3 separate regions of the Homo sapiens genome follow, and regions 1 and 3 are each linked to region 2. The links are chromatin contacts, found by Hi-C or POLR2A ChIA-PET in ENCODE. All regions are on one chromosome and are shown on one strand. The core of a region is the stretch at or near the end of the contact, and the rest is flanking DNA. Distances in the headings are between cores, read along the strand shown. Region 1 holds the start of TTLL12 (tubulin tyrosine ligase like 12). Region 2 holds the start of POLDIP3 (DNA polymerase delta interacting protein 3). Region 3 holds the start of TSPO (translocator protein).

The links. A loop is a pair of places that touch in the nucleus more often than their neighbours do. ChIA-PET counts read pairs that join two places held with the same protein, here RNA polymerase II (POLR2A). Pooled maps may share reads with other maps.
Region 1: a loop to region 2 is called in a map of CD4-positive, alpha-beta T cell, with 25 times the contacts of the local background. The contact joins the promoter of TTLL12 here to the promoter of POLDIP3 in region 2. A Hi-C loop is called at or near these places in 2 of 168 maps with a recorded cell type or tissue (CD4-positive, alpha-beta T cell and natural killer cell), 4 of 37 single-sample maps with no recorded cell type and 14 of 50 pooled maps. POLR2A ChIA-PET finds 5 or more read pairs at or near these places in 16 of 52 experiments (CD4-positive, alpha-beta T cell, CD4-positive, alpha-beta memory T cell, CD8-positive, alpha-beta T cell and 11 more).
Region 3: a loop to region 2 is called in a map of CD14-positive monocyte, with 7 times the contacts of the local background. The contact joins the promoter of TSPO here to the promoter of POLDIP3 in region 2. A Hi-C loop is called at or near these places in 1 of 168 maps with a recorded cell type or tissue (CD14-positive monocyte), 3 of 37 single-sample maps with no recorded cell type and 18 of 50 pooled maps. POLR2A ChIA-PET finds 5 or more read pairs at or near these places in 7 of 52 experiments (B cell, HCT116, PC-3 and 3 more).

What each region holds. Positions count from the first base shown.
Region 1 is chr22:43,185,654-43,189,523 of GRCh38, forward strand. TTLL12 (tubulin tyrosine ligase like 12) reads right to left here and starts at 1,481. Exons shown (of 14, transcript NM_015140.4): 1 at 1,240-1,481. The coding sequence starts at 1,416. RefSeq lists enhancers at 132-636, 577-656, 667-726 and silencers at 1,107-1,326, 1,367-1,526, 1,775-1,894.
Region 2 is chr22:42,613,556-42,617,451 of GRCh38, forward strand. POLDIP3 (DNA polymerase delta interacting protein 3) reads right to left here and starts at 1,328. Exons shown (of 9, transcript NM_032311.5): 1 at 1,244-1,328. The coding sequence starts at 1,302. It overlaps RNU12 (RNA, U12 small nuclear), which reads left to right and starts at 1,689; the gene lies at 1,689-1,838. It overlaps LOC124905127 (a long non-coding RNA gene), which reads right to left and starts at 1,224. Exons shown (of 2, transcript XR_007068118.1): 1 at 1-1,224. RefSeq lists enhancers at 1-91, 636-1,179, 1,180-1,723, 1,216-1,395, 1,476-1,535 and 1 more and silencers at 816-1,145, 1,686-1,745.
Region 3 is chr22:43,149,435-43,153,090 of GRCh38, forward strand. It overlaps TSPO (translocator protein), which reads left to right and starts at 2,125. Exons shown (of 4, transcript NM_000714.6): 1 at 2,125-2,170. RefSeq lists a silencer at 1,877-2,096 and an enhancer at 2,718-2,817.

The DNA of each region.
Region 1 (3,870 bases), core at 231-2,730, 570 kb after region 2:
CTTCCAATACTGTGGGAGCCAGATGGTGTCTCACCATCCCCTTCCCAGATGGAGAACAGGTCTCAGACGGGCGAGTGACCGCCCGAGGGAGGGCGTGCTGCCGTGGAGGCTGGCTGGGCAGGAGCTGGTCATTCCCACTGTGCTCCTTCCACGCAGCCCATGGGAACCTTTTTGTCCTCATGAACAAACCAAGGTCCCTTCCACCCAGCACAGGCCTGGGACCAGAGTGGTCCTCGGAAAGCATATGGCAGAAGTGAGGGGCAGAGGAAACTCTCTGTTACACTGTAGCATAAGGAGGTGCCACTCACTGCACGTTTCCAGCAGGAAGGTTCCTAGTCCAATCAGGATTACACAGAGAAAAACTGGCTCAGAGACCGTAGAGTCTGGCCAGCAGCCAGGCTCAGGGACTCCTAGTTCCCGGCCCGGGTCCCTGTTCTTGGCTCTGGGGTTTCCACTTCATCACCTGCGCCACTAGGCTCATCTCCGTCCGGGAGACAGCACCTGGAGGAGATGTCGGGTCCCAGCTAAAGAAAACACCCCCCCCCCCGCCAGCCCGGGAAGGTGCTGTGGCCTCAGCCTCTGGGCACGCAATAAAAATCCAGGGCTCATCCCCAGCCAGGACAGTGGGGAACGCTTTGGAGTGGAGGAGGCAGGTGAGCCGGATGGGCCGTCCTCACAAAAAGGGAGAGAACCTAGAGGCTTCTCAATCTTTTCCATTTTTCTTTAGATTTCTCCTCCACCTCTCACAGCCTGTTTTCTTTAACCTGCAAGATGAGGGGACCCCGAGGCTCAAATCAAATGAAAAAACACCGAATTCTGTGAACCCAACAGTTACAGCTACACAAATTCACGGGGTTCCCGTTGTCCCTGTGAGGCAGCGGCTGAAAGAATCCCTCTGAAGGGACTCTCGGAGCCGCAGTGTTCTCATCTGTGAAGTGGGGGTGATGAGTTTCACTCCTCGCAGGGCTGTGTCAGGCTCGGGTGTGTGGAGGACCTAAAGTTCCCAACGCAGCCCTCAGCCGGTCTCGGGCCCGGGCAGATCAGGGCCGCAGGTACCCCGGTCTCCTGCTGTCACTCTTCGGCCCCCAACTCCACGCCGCTCCAGAGCTGCCCAGGACGCGCTCTGGGTGGCTCACCGCGGCTCCCGCCGCCCGGGAGCGCTCTTCCCTGTCCCGCGCCGCGGGCTCCCGCCGCGCTCCCACCCCGGCCGCCGCACGTGCCCGCCGCCCTTCCCCGCACCTCGTGCTCCAGCTTGTGCAGGAGGCGGCCCCAGTAACGTTCGGGGACCCCCGAAGCGCGCAGCGCCGGGCCGTGCAGCGCCGCGAACTCGGCCAAGGCCTGCGCGCCCTCCTCCGGCGTCTGGCCCGGGCTGCTACGCTCCGCAGGCCGGCGCTCGGGACCCCGCTCGGCCTCCATGGCGCCAGCACCCGCGCCGACTCCAGCGCCGCCACCGCCGCCGCCGCCCGCCGTCCGTCGGCCCTGCCCTCCCGCCTCCGCCCCCTGCCCCGCCCCGCCCTCCTCCCAGCGCCCCCCCCCCCGCCCCGCCCTCCTCCCAGCCCCCCCCCGCCCCGCCCTCCTCCCAGCCCCCCCCCGCCCCGCCCTCCTCCCAGCCCCCCCCGCCTCCGCCCCCCGCCCCGCCCGCCTCCCAGCACCCCCGCCCCGTCCTCCTCCCAGCCCCCCGCCCACCGCCCCGTCCTCCCCCCAGCCCCCCGCCCCTGCCGCGCCCCCTGCCCCCGCCCCCTGCCCCCCTCCCCACCGCCCCGTCCTCCTCCCGGCCCCCCCGACCCCTCCCCTGCCCCGCCCTCTTCTCGCCCCCTCACCCCGTCCCGCCCCGCCCCCAGTCCGCCTCCAGCCCGGTTTGCCGCGGCCCCCGGGCAGGCCCTGCGCATCGGCGGGGTGCGTGCGAGAGCGCGCGAGCTTGCCAGGAGGGGGCGCGCGTCTGCGACCGCGCCTGTGGTTTGGCTGCCGCCGTGTGCGCACGCGCACCTGATGGTGGCTGAGCTTTTCTCGCTCAGCGCGCGGCGACCCCGGGGAATGCCGGGAGGGCGGGGTGCCTACGTATAGGGCGCTGTCAGGACCGGAAAAGGCCCCACCGACGGCCCGGAAGGTGTCCTGGGGCCCGAACCCGGTGAGGCGGCGCTTCTGTGCCTGCACCGGGCACACAGAGCTCGCAGGCCCCCTGCCTTGGGAGCTCTCGATTCTTGTGAGCGTTTCACCAGATTTGGATGCTGCAAAATCGTGGCCCTTCTCAATTACTTATATTTGGATTCGGAATGTCAGTTGATCCAATTAAGACCAAGTGTACCCGTCAGAGGAATTTACTCCTACATGTCGGGATGTTTCGAAGTGCAGTTGAGCTGGGCGTGGTGGCCGCGTCTGTAGTCCCAGTTACTCGGGAGGCTGAGGCGGGAGGATAGCTTGAGCCCAAGAATTCAAGTCCAGCCTCGGCAACATAGCCAGACTCCCTCTTTAAAAGAAAACAGTTCAGTTATAGAATTTCAAAAGACATTCTCTTTTGAACTCTCATTGAGTTTTATTGCTCCATAGGGATACATTTCAATGTCTTCCTTTTTGCAATTTTGTAAGAATTGTAATTTGCTAAAAAACAAAGGCTGAAAATTTTTTGGAGCTTCAGATGCTATTTTGATAACATTTTTGAACTGAGTTTGAATAAAATGCACCAATTCACGGACTTGTTCAATTCCATTGTAGGAAGCAGGTGGGTCTGCAAAGGCAAAAATTTCCAAACTCAAGTTGGTGAGGGCTGCAGAGAAAAACATTTTATTTATTTATTTATTTTGGGATGGAGTTTTGCTCTTGTTGCCCAGGCTGGAGTGCAATGGTGCAGTCTCGGTTCACTGCAACCTCTGCCTCCCGGGTTCAAGTGATTCTCCTGCCTCAGCCTCCCAAGTAGCTGGGGCTACAGGTGTGTGCCACCACGCCTGGCTAATTTTTTGTATTCAGTAGAGACAGGGTTTCACCATGGCCAGAGGAAAACCCTGATTCCTCGGTTTTTGTTGTGGAAGCCAAGGCTGAGATTGTACCATTGCACTCCAACCTGGTCAACATAGCGAGACTCCATCTCAAAATAAATAATATAGTAAAACAGCATCACAATGCTAGGATGGGGCATGCTGGCTCACACCTGTAATTCCAGCACTTTGGGAGGCCAAGACAGGAGGATCACTTGAAATAAGGAGTTTGAGACCAGGCTGGGCAACAAAGCAAGACCTCGACCCTACAAAAAGAAATTTTTAATTAGCCAGGTATAGTGGTACACACCTAGTGCACCTCCCGCTTCCACAACCCTTCCATCGGTCCCGCTGGGGAAGACAGACTGAGTCTCAGTTGTGTCAGGTACTGGTCAGATTATGTGAACATTCCTGACCCAGCCCCTTTGACCAGGAGAATGTGAGGCTCTGACAGGGCAGTCCTCTTTCACATGCTCCTCCCCAAATGTAAACCCAGTTGTATCAGATCCCTACTTGGAACCCTTTGTGGTTCAACTCTTCACCTGAGCTCCAAGGCTCTGTGTGAGCTGGCACTGCCAACTTTTCCAGCCTCTTTTCATTACACTCTTCCCCTCACACTGTGAGTCCCTGTATCTCTGGTTGTCTTCAGCTCCTGGAAAGCATTGTGCTCTGTTTTCTGCCAGAAAGCCTTTCTCCCCATGCTCACTTTGTAAATCCTGACTCATTCTTCTCAGCTGAAATGTTGTCTTCTAAAGAGGCACTGAAGAATGTGTATTTAATCAACATAAAATTACTGCTCTGCTCCCATTACTGCCACCAACCCCCTCCCCCTCCAGACAATTGAAAAAAAGGAGAGAGAGAAACAGGGAAAAAAAAAAGAGTTTAAAAGTCCCTTCCA
Region 2 (3,896 bases), core at 78-2,577:
TCGAAACCAGCCTGACCAACACAGTGAAACTTCCATCTCTACTAAAAATACAAAAATTAGCCGGGCGTGGTGGTGCACACCTGTAGTCCCTGCTACTTGGGAGGCTGAGGCAGGAGAATCGCTGGAACCGGGGAGGCGGAGGTTGCAGTGAGCCGAGATGGCACCACTGCACTCCAGCCTGGGCGACAGAGCAACACCCCGTCTCAAAAAAAACATAAAAATAAAAATAAACATCTGCTGAGAGAACAAATGTCTGAGAAAACAATATCTAACATATTTACATCCTGGCTATTTACAAAGACATTTAAACTTAATGTGTGTTGGGAAACTATTGGGCAAAGTTCTCACTTCTTCATACAGATGAACTCAGCTCACGAAGGCTTGAAATGACTAACAACATTTAAGGGTCTAGGGGAAGTTTGGGAGACATGACTGCAAATCACCTCCATGGCTCCTCAGCCAGCTCAAGCACTTTCTTCTCCCTAAGGAAATAACCAATCTCCTGCCCAACACACCAGTTTTTCAAGCCCATGTAGGAGGCCAACTCAGCCAGCAATTAAATCGCGCTCAGCCCGCCGCTCAGTTCTCCGTGGCCTCGGGCAAGTCACTCTACCACTTCCAGCCTCAAGTTCCCCATCAGTAAAAGGTGGGTAACATGAATAGCTAGCAGACAACAGGACTGTAAAAGATTAAATGAGGCATCGTGTATATGAAAGGGCTCAGAAAACTTAAAACGCCGCACAAAGAGAGGCGAGTGTTAACAGGGGCCGCGTGCAGGGGGATTTGGGCTTGCGCCTCAGCTTCGGCGGTCGGAGCAAGTCACTTCCCCGCTACTAAACTTCGGTTGTCTCAACTCTAAGATGGGTGGAGACCAGGCAGCGCCGAGATCACGGAGCGGGGCCCAAATGCCAGTCCACACAGGCAAGGAGGCTGCGCCGCCGAGACCCCAGGACCCCGGAACGCGGGGGCCCCAGGGGGCAGCCCCTCAGGTCCACGAGGCGGCACCCTGTCCCCGCCGCGGCCCCGTCGGCCTCCCAGGGCCGCCAGAGGGACTGCGCCTCGGCCAGTGGGCGGGCGGTCGGGGCCACGGCGGGGACGGCGGCAGCCGGCCAATGAGGAGCGCGGCTGTGGTCGGGGGCGGGCGCACCCGGTCCTCCGCGTCGCTCCCGGATCGCTACCTCCCCCGCCTCGAGCTCCACTAGGCCGAGGACCCTAAACCCCGAAGAAAGGAAAGGCCTCTCACCGTCCTTTCGCCGCCGCCCCGCGCTTCCTGATGAGTTCGTCCAGGGAGATGTCCGCCATCTTGCTCCGCCGAGCAAGCCGAAAGCAGTCGAGACCCCGCGAGCCCGCCCCTTCGGCCGCTAGGGAGCGACGAACTACTTCCGGCGTCCGCGGACCAACTCTCGCGACAGCCAGCTCAAAGCAGGCAAGAACCGGAAGGGGCGGGGACGTTCCCCGTGAGCCTTCGCGGTGCTGGCTGCTCATCTGCATACGGAAGTTCGGCACATTATGAATTATTTATTTTCCTCGAGGGAAAAAATTAAATGAAAAGCAACAAAATACATTATTAACAAGTGAGACAAACTTCAATGGAACTGGATCATGACCTCAACAGTCAACTACGATAGTCATCATACGCCTAATGAGAATAGAATTCATTACCTAGGAAATAAACTAAAAACGTCCTTATGCCTTAAACTTATGAGTAAGGAAAATAACGATTCGGGGTGACGCCCGAATCCTCACTGCTAATGTGAGACGAATTTTTGAGCGGGTAAAGGTCGCCCTCAAGGTGACCCGCCTACTTTGCGGGATGCCTGGGAGTTGCGATCTGCCCGACCTTATTCACGCCTAAAAAGTAGACTGACTGTGGGGTGGTCGTGTTTTTTGTTTCTTGTTGGTAGGTGGTGAATGCGTTTTTTTCGTTGTTTTCTCCGTTACTCAGGCTGCCAGTTGCTTGGCAGTCTTGTCGCTGGCTGTGGACGCTCTGCACTTCATCACCGTCCCCAGCTGCGCTTTGAGCCGGTCTAAGGTTGCCCACAGTATTGACGTTGGGACCCACGAAACTGGCAATTTCCATGTGTGCGGCCTTACCCAGTTCTCCCAAACTTCTGCGTATAACCGCTTCTCTGTGCTTCAGAAAGATAAGTCCGGCCCCGGCCTCACACAGCAGCTCAGTTCGTGACAGCGTTTAATATGTAAAATGGAGCAAATAATTTATAGGGCGTTGGGAGAGTTAAAGAGACTAATTCATTTACGTGTTAAATACAGGGAATGGCTTTTGCATTGATATAACCCCAGCCTCCAGCATGCGCCAGACCTGACGTAGGTGTTCGGCACATATTTTGTCCAATCACTCTAAAAATACACTCCATGCCCTTAGAACAGGTGGGGTTATGTCCTCTTGGCCATCAGGCATCAGGAGCTCCGTGCAGAAACTGGGTAAGAGGCCAGGAGCGGTGGCTCATGTCTGTAATCTCAGCACTTTGGGAGGCTGAGGCGGGTGGATCACCTGAAGTCAGGAGGTCGAGACCAGCCTGGCCAACACGGAGAAACCCCGTCTCTACTGAAAAAAAAAAAAAGAAAGAAAAAAATTAGCCGGGCGCGGTGGCACGGCCTGAAATCCCACCTACTCAGGAGCCTGAGGCAGAAGAATCGCTTGAACTCGGGAGGCGGAGGTTGCGGTGAGCCGAGATCGCGCCATTGCACTCCAGCCTAGGCGACAGAGCAAGACTCCGTTTCAAAAAAAAAAAAAAAAGAAAGAAAGAAAGAAACTGGGTAAGAGCGATCCTGCAATCCTCCTGCCTCAGCCTCCTGAGTAGCTGGGATTACAGGCCCGCCCCACCACGCCGGGCTCCTTCCCAGACCTCTTTTCCTCACCCATAGAACGGGACCATTAAGCCTTTCCTCCCTTCCAGGCGTGCCAGGAGGAACGCGCAAGAGGTGGGAGGAGGACAGGCTGGCCAGTGGGGTCAGCTGGGCAGTGTAGGGCAGATGCGGAGGACAATTTTATTTTTATTTTTGAGACGGTGTCTCGCTCTGTCGCCCAGGCTGGAGTGCAGTGGCACAATCTCAGCTCACCACAGCCTCCGCCTCCCGGGTTCAAGCGATTCTCCTGTCTCAGCCACCCGAGTAGCTGGGATTACAGGCGCACGCCACCACGCCCGGCTAATTTTTGTATTTTTAGTAGAGACGGGGGTTTCACAATGTTGGCCAGGCTGGTCTCGAACTCCTGACCTCAGGTGATCCACCTGCTTCGGCCTCCCAAAGTGCTGGGATTACAAGCATGAGACACAGCACCCGGCCTCCTTTCTTGTTCTTTTACAACTCATTTAGAGCTGTGTTGATTTTTAAAATTCTTCGTATAGGTAGGTGATACTGCCTGTGAATTCTGCAGCGTAAAGGGCCCGTTACAACTGTTATTTTAAAGGTGTTGGCCAGGCATGGTGGCTCACACCTGTGATCCCAGCACTTTGGGAGGCCGAGGAGGGTGGGTCACCTGAGGTCAGGAGTTTCAGACCAGTCTGACCAACATGGTGAAACCCCATCTCTACTAAAAATACAAACAAATTAGCCGGTGTGGTGGTGCACGCCTGTAATCCCCAGGTATTCCGGAGACTGAGGCAATAGAACCGCTTGAACCTGGGAGGCAGAGGCTGCAGGGAGCCAAGATCATGTCACTGCACTCCAGCCTGGGAGACAGAGCGAGACTCCGTCCCAAAAATAATAAATAAAGGTGTCGAGTCTGTATGGAGAATCGCTGCCTTAGAGCCCTCTCCCATTTTCTGAATGGGGAAACAGACCTGGAGAGGGTGGGAATCGGGTCCAATTGATCCCCTTTTCCCACGTCCCCTTTCCCAGGAGGCAGCCTCTTGTGGGCTCAGGCAGGCCTGTGT
Region 3 (3,656 bases), core at 875-3,374, 540 kb after region 2:
TGGTCTCCAACTCCTGACCTGAAGTGATCTGCCTGCCTCGGCCTCCCGAAGTGCTAGGATTACAGGCGTGAGCCACTGCAACCAGCCACATGTGTGTCTTATTTTTATTTTATTTTATTTTTTGTTTTGTTTTTTTGAGAAAGAGTCTCACTGTGTCACCCAAGCTGGAGTGCAATGGCGTGATCTTGGCTCACTGAAACCTCCACCTCCCGGTTCAAGCGATTCTCCTGTGTCAGCCTCCTGAGTAGCTGGGATTACAGGCGCCTGCCACCATGCCCAGCTAATTTTTGTATTTTTAGTAGAGACTGGGTTTCACCATGTTGGTTAGGCTGGTGGCGAACTGCTGACCTCAGGTGATCCACCGGCCTCGGCCTCACAAAGTGCTGGGATTACAGGTGTGAGCCACCACGCCCGGCTAAGAAGGGATTTTTTTTTTTTTTTTTTGAGACGGAGTCTCGCTCTGTCACCAAGCTGGAGTGCAGTGGCACCGTCTCAGCTCACTGCAACCTCTGCCTCCTGGGTTCAAGAGATTCTCCTGCCTTAGCCTTCCAAGTAGCTGGGATTACAGGCACACACCACCATGCCCAGCTAATTTTTGTATTTTTAGTAGAGATGGGGTTTCACCATGTTGGCCAGGCTGGTCTCGAACTCCTGACCTAGTGATCCACCCACCTCGGCCTCCCAAAGTGCTGGGATTACAGGCATGAGCCACCGTGCCTGGCCAGAAGGAATTTTAAAAAAGAAAAAAAAAAAAAAAAACAAAGCTGCCAGGTGCGGTGGCTCACGCCTGTAATCCTAGCACTTTAGGAGGCCGAGGCAGTGGATCACTTCAGGTCAGGAGTTCGAGACTAGCCTGGCCAACATGGTGAAACCCCATCTCTACTAAAAATACAAAAATTAGCCGGGCATGGTGGCAGGCGCCTGTAATCCCAGCTACCGGGAGGCTGAGGGAGGAGAGAATCACTTGAACCCAGGAGGCAGAGGTTGCAGTGAGCCGAGATTGTGCCATTGTACTCTAGCCTAGGAGACAAGAGCGAAACTCCGTCTCAAAAAAAAAAAAAAAGAAACCCAGAAGAAAAAGATGAATGAAGAATGGAACCAAGCCTGGGTTATCCTTGTCTTCAGGCCAACACAGTAAAAAATAGATTTATGTATGTTTGTTTTTTAATAGAGGAAGAGGCTCACAAAGGCAAAAATGCCAGGTCCTAGGAAAGCCATACTGCAGCCTGGCTGGTCCCCAAGGAGGCTCCTGGCTTCTGTGTCTGGGTAGAAGTAGCCACAGTTCTCCTTGGACCCTGCAGGATCAGTTTGGGCCAACGTGGCTGGTTCAGGCTGATGGGGCGTTGCCAGGCTGAGTTGTCTGGAGGGAGCTGGGACAGCCTTGAACTGCAGCAAGACAGCCATAGTGCCAAGGGCCTGGGGCTGGACACACCCTGCATGGGAGTGGACCTGGGCAGCTGGAGGCCACCTCTGGGCTGTGATGATGGCAGCCTCCCCTCACTGAGCGCCGAGCATCTGAGGGGTGTCCTGCCTGCATCACCGCGTTGCGGCCTCATCAGTCCCACGACTTTGTGCCCATTTTACAGATGAGGAGATGGAGGCCCAGAGAGCCAGTCAGAAAGTGGCTGGGCCAGGACTAAGAGTGCAGCGCGCTGCCTCCGTGCCCTGCGTCAACAGCTCAAGGAACTGGGGTGCTCCGGAAATGGGGCCAAGGCTGCTGGGCAGCAGGACGCTCAGGGCCTTGGCCTCAGGAGAGGTAATTCCCCACTCGGAGATCGGTCTTGTTGCTGCATTTTATAGATGGGAAAAGTGAGGCTAGAAGAGACGACAAACGACACGCCGTTGGACACACGGCAACGTTTTAGATGTTGGGTCTGGCCGGGCGGCCGTCACCGGTCACCATGGGGAGGAGGAGGAGCCGAGAGACTTGCTCGCGGCCGGGGGGAGGCAGAAGCGCGTCCCGCGGGAGAGGTGGCTTTGAGGAGTGAGCTCCCGGTCCCGCGGGGACGCGAGTGGGCCCAGTGCCCGGGCTGCCAGGCGGGGCGGGGCGGGGCCGGGCGACTGAGAGGGGCGGGGCCTGGCGGCTGGGAGGGGCGGGGCGGATGCGGGGACAGCGGCCTGGCTAACTCCTGCCAGGCAGTGCCCTTCCCGGAGCGTGCCCTCGCCGCTGGTGAGTGAGGACGGGACGCGGAGGGGGCAGCGGGAAGTGGGGGCCCGCATGGCTGCGACTCTTGGCAGCGCCGCGGGACAGAGGGAAACTGAGGCCGGAGCCGCAGACTGGACACCCGAGGGGGCGACCCGGGGCAGCACTTGGGGCTCGGCTACCGGGTCAGGGGGCGGCGGGCAGCAGAGTCTGGGCCTCCGCGGCCGGGGTTCCAGCGCGGGCCGCCTCCGGCTGGGGGTTCGGGAGGGAAAACTTGGACAACCCTGCCACGCCCAGCCCTTGGCCGCGTGGCTTCTCCTGCAGGAAGCGCGGTCCCAGGAGTGGCCGACGCTCCCTCTCCTGCCCATTCCGCGGATGGGCAATCCCAGGCGGAACTCCCTTGAGGGTCTCAGAATATCTGGGAGACCTCGGGCTCTTGATCTCCGAGACACCCCGTTTCGTAGTGGAGAACAGTCCAGATCGGGGAAGTTTATTTTGCCCAAAGCCGGTTAGAGGCCCCCTGGCCCTCGATTCCCAGTGCGGGGCTCAGGTGCGTTGCAGCCTAGACGGGTCTTACTGTGAGCCGAGCAGCCTCTGGGACCTGTCTGCTTCCCCTACCCCTTGCAAAGAAGCCGGAGCCCAGGTAGGAGAAGCGGGGGCTTCCTGCTGTGAACGCGCTGCTGGCCAGGGCAGCTGCCAGAGGCCATGGCCTGGCGTGGGCCTGGAGCCCCTCTGGCCAGCCTGCCAGGGGCCAGGGCTACGGGATACCAGCAGCGTGCCCTGGGCTGGATGGCAGGAGAGACAGGACTTGAGGCTGTCCCAGAATGGGCTCAGGCAGGGCGAGGATATCAGGGGAGGTGGTGTACAGGAAGCAGCCGCCCAGCTTGCCTGGCACACAGCAAGCCCTGCCCATGAAGGCCTACTGCCAGAACAGTGGGCGAGGCCCGGCGTCTCTGTGGAGTCGGTGGGGCCCGGGACAGGGCAGCCTGAGGCAGGTTTCCACTGGCGGTGAAAGGGGCCGTGTGGCAAGGACAGGAGAGCCAGCCTCAGCCCAGCAGGGGAAGGCGGCCCCTGAGTCTCCACCTGGCTGCTGGCAGCCCCACAGGGAGGTTCGGCGAAACTGAGGCTTGCCAAAGAAGCCTTTGTCCAGAGTCACGCAGCTGGCGCGGTGGAGCCAGGGCCAGAACCCGTGCAGGCTGATCCCAGCCTGCCTTCTCCACTGTGCCCCGAGGACCACTTTCTTTCCTGGGAGTGTGTGTGTGCACATGTGCTGTGTCCTGTCGTCTGTACACACTTGTGCCTGGCGTGAGGCAGGATGTCTGGCTGGATCTACCAGAAAGTATTCACAGCGGGTTCTCCAGCTGGGGTGAGGGGCTTGGGCTCGCAGGGAGGGAGCCTACTTTTCACTTTAGCTTGCTTTCTTCCTTTCTTCCGTCCTTCCTTCCTCCCTCCCTCCCCTCCCCTTCCCACCCCTTCTTTCTCTTTCTTCTTTCTCTTTCTTTCTTTCTTTCCT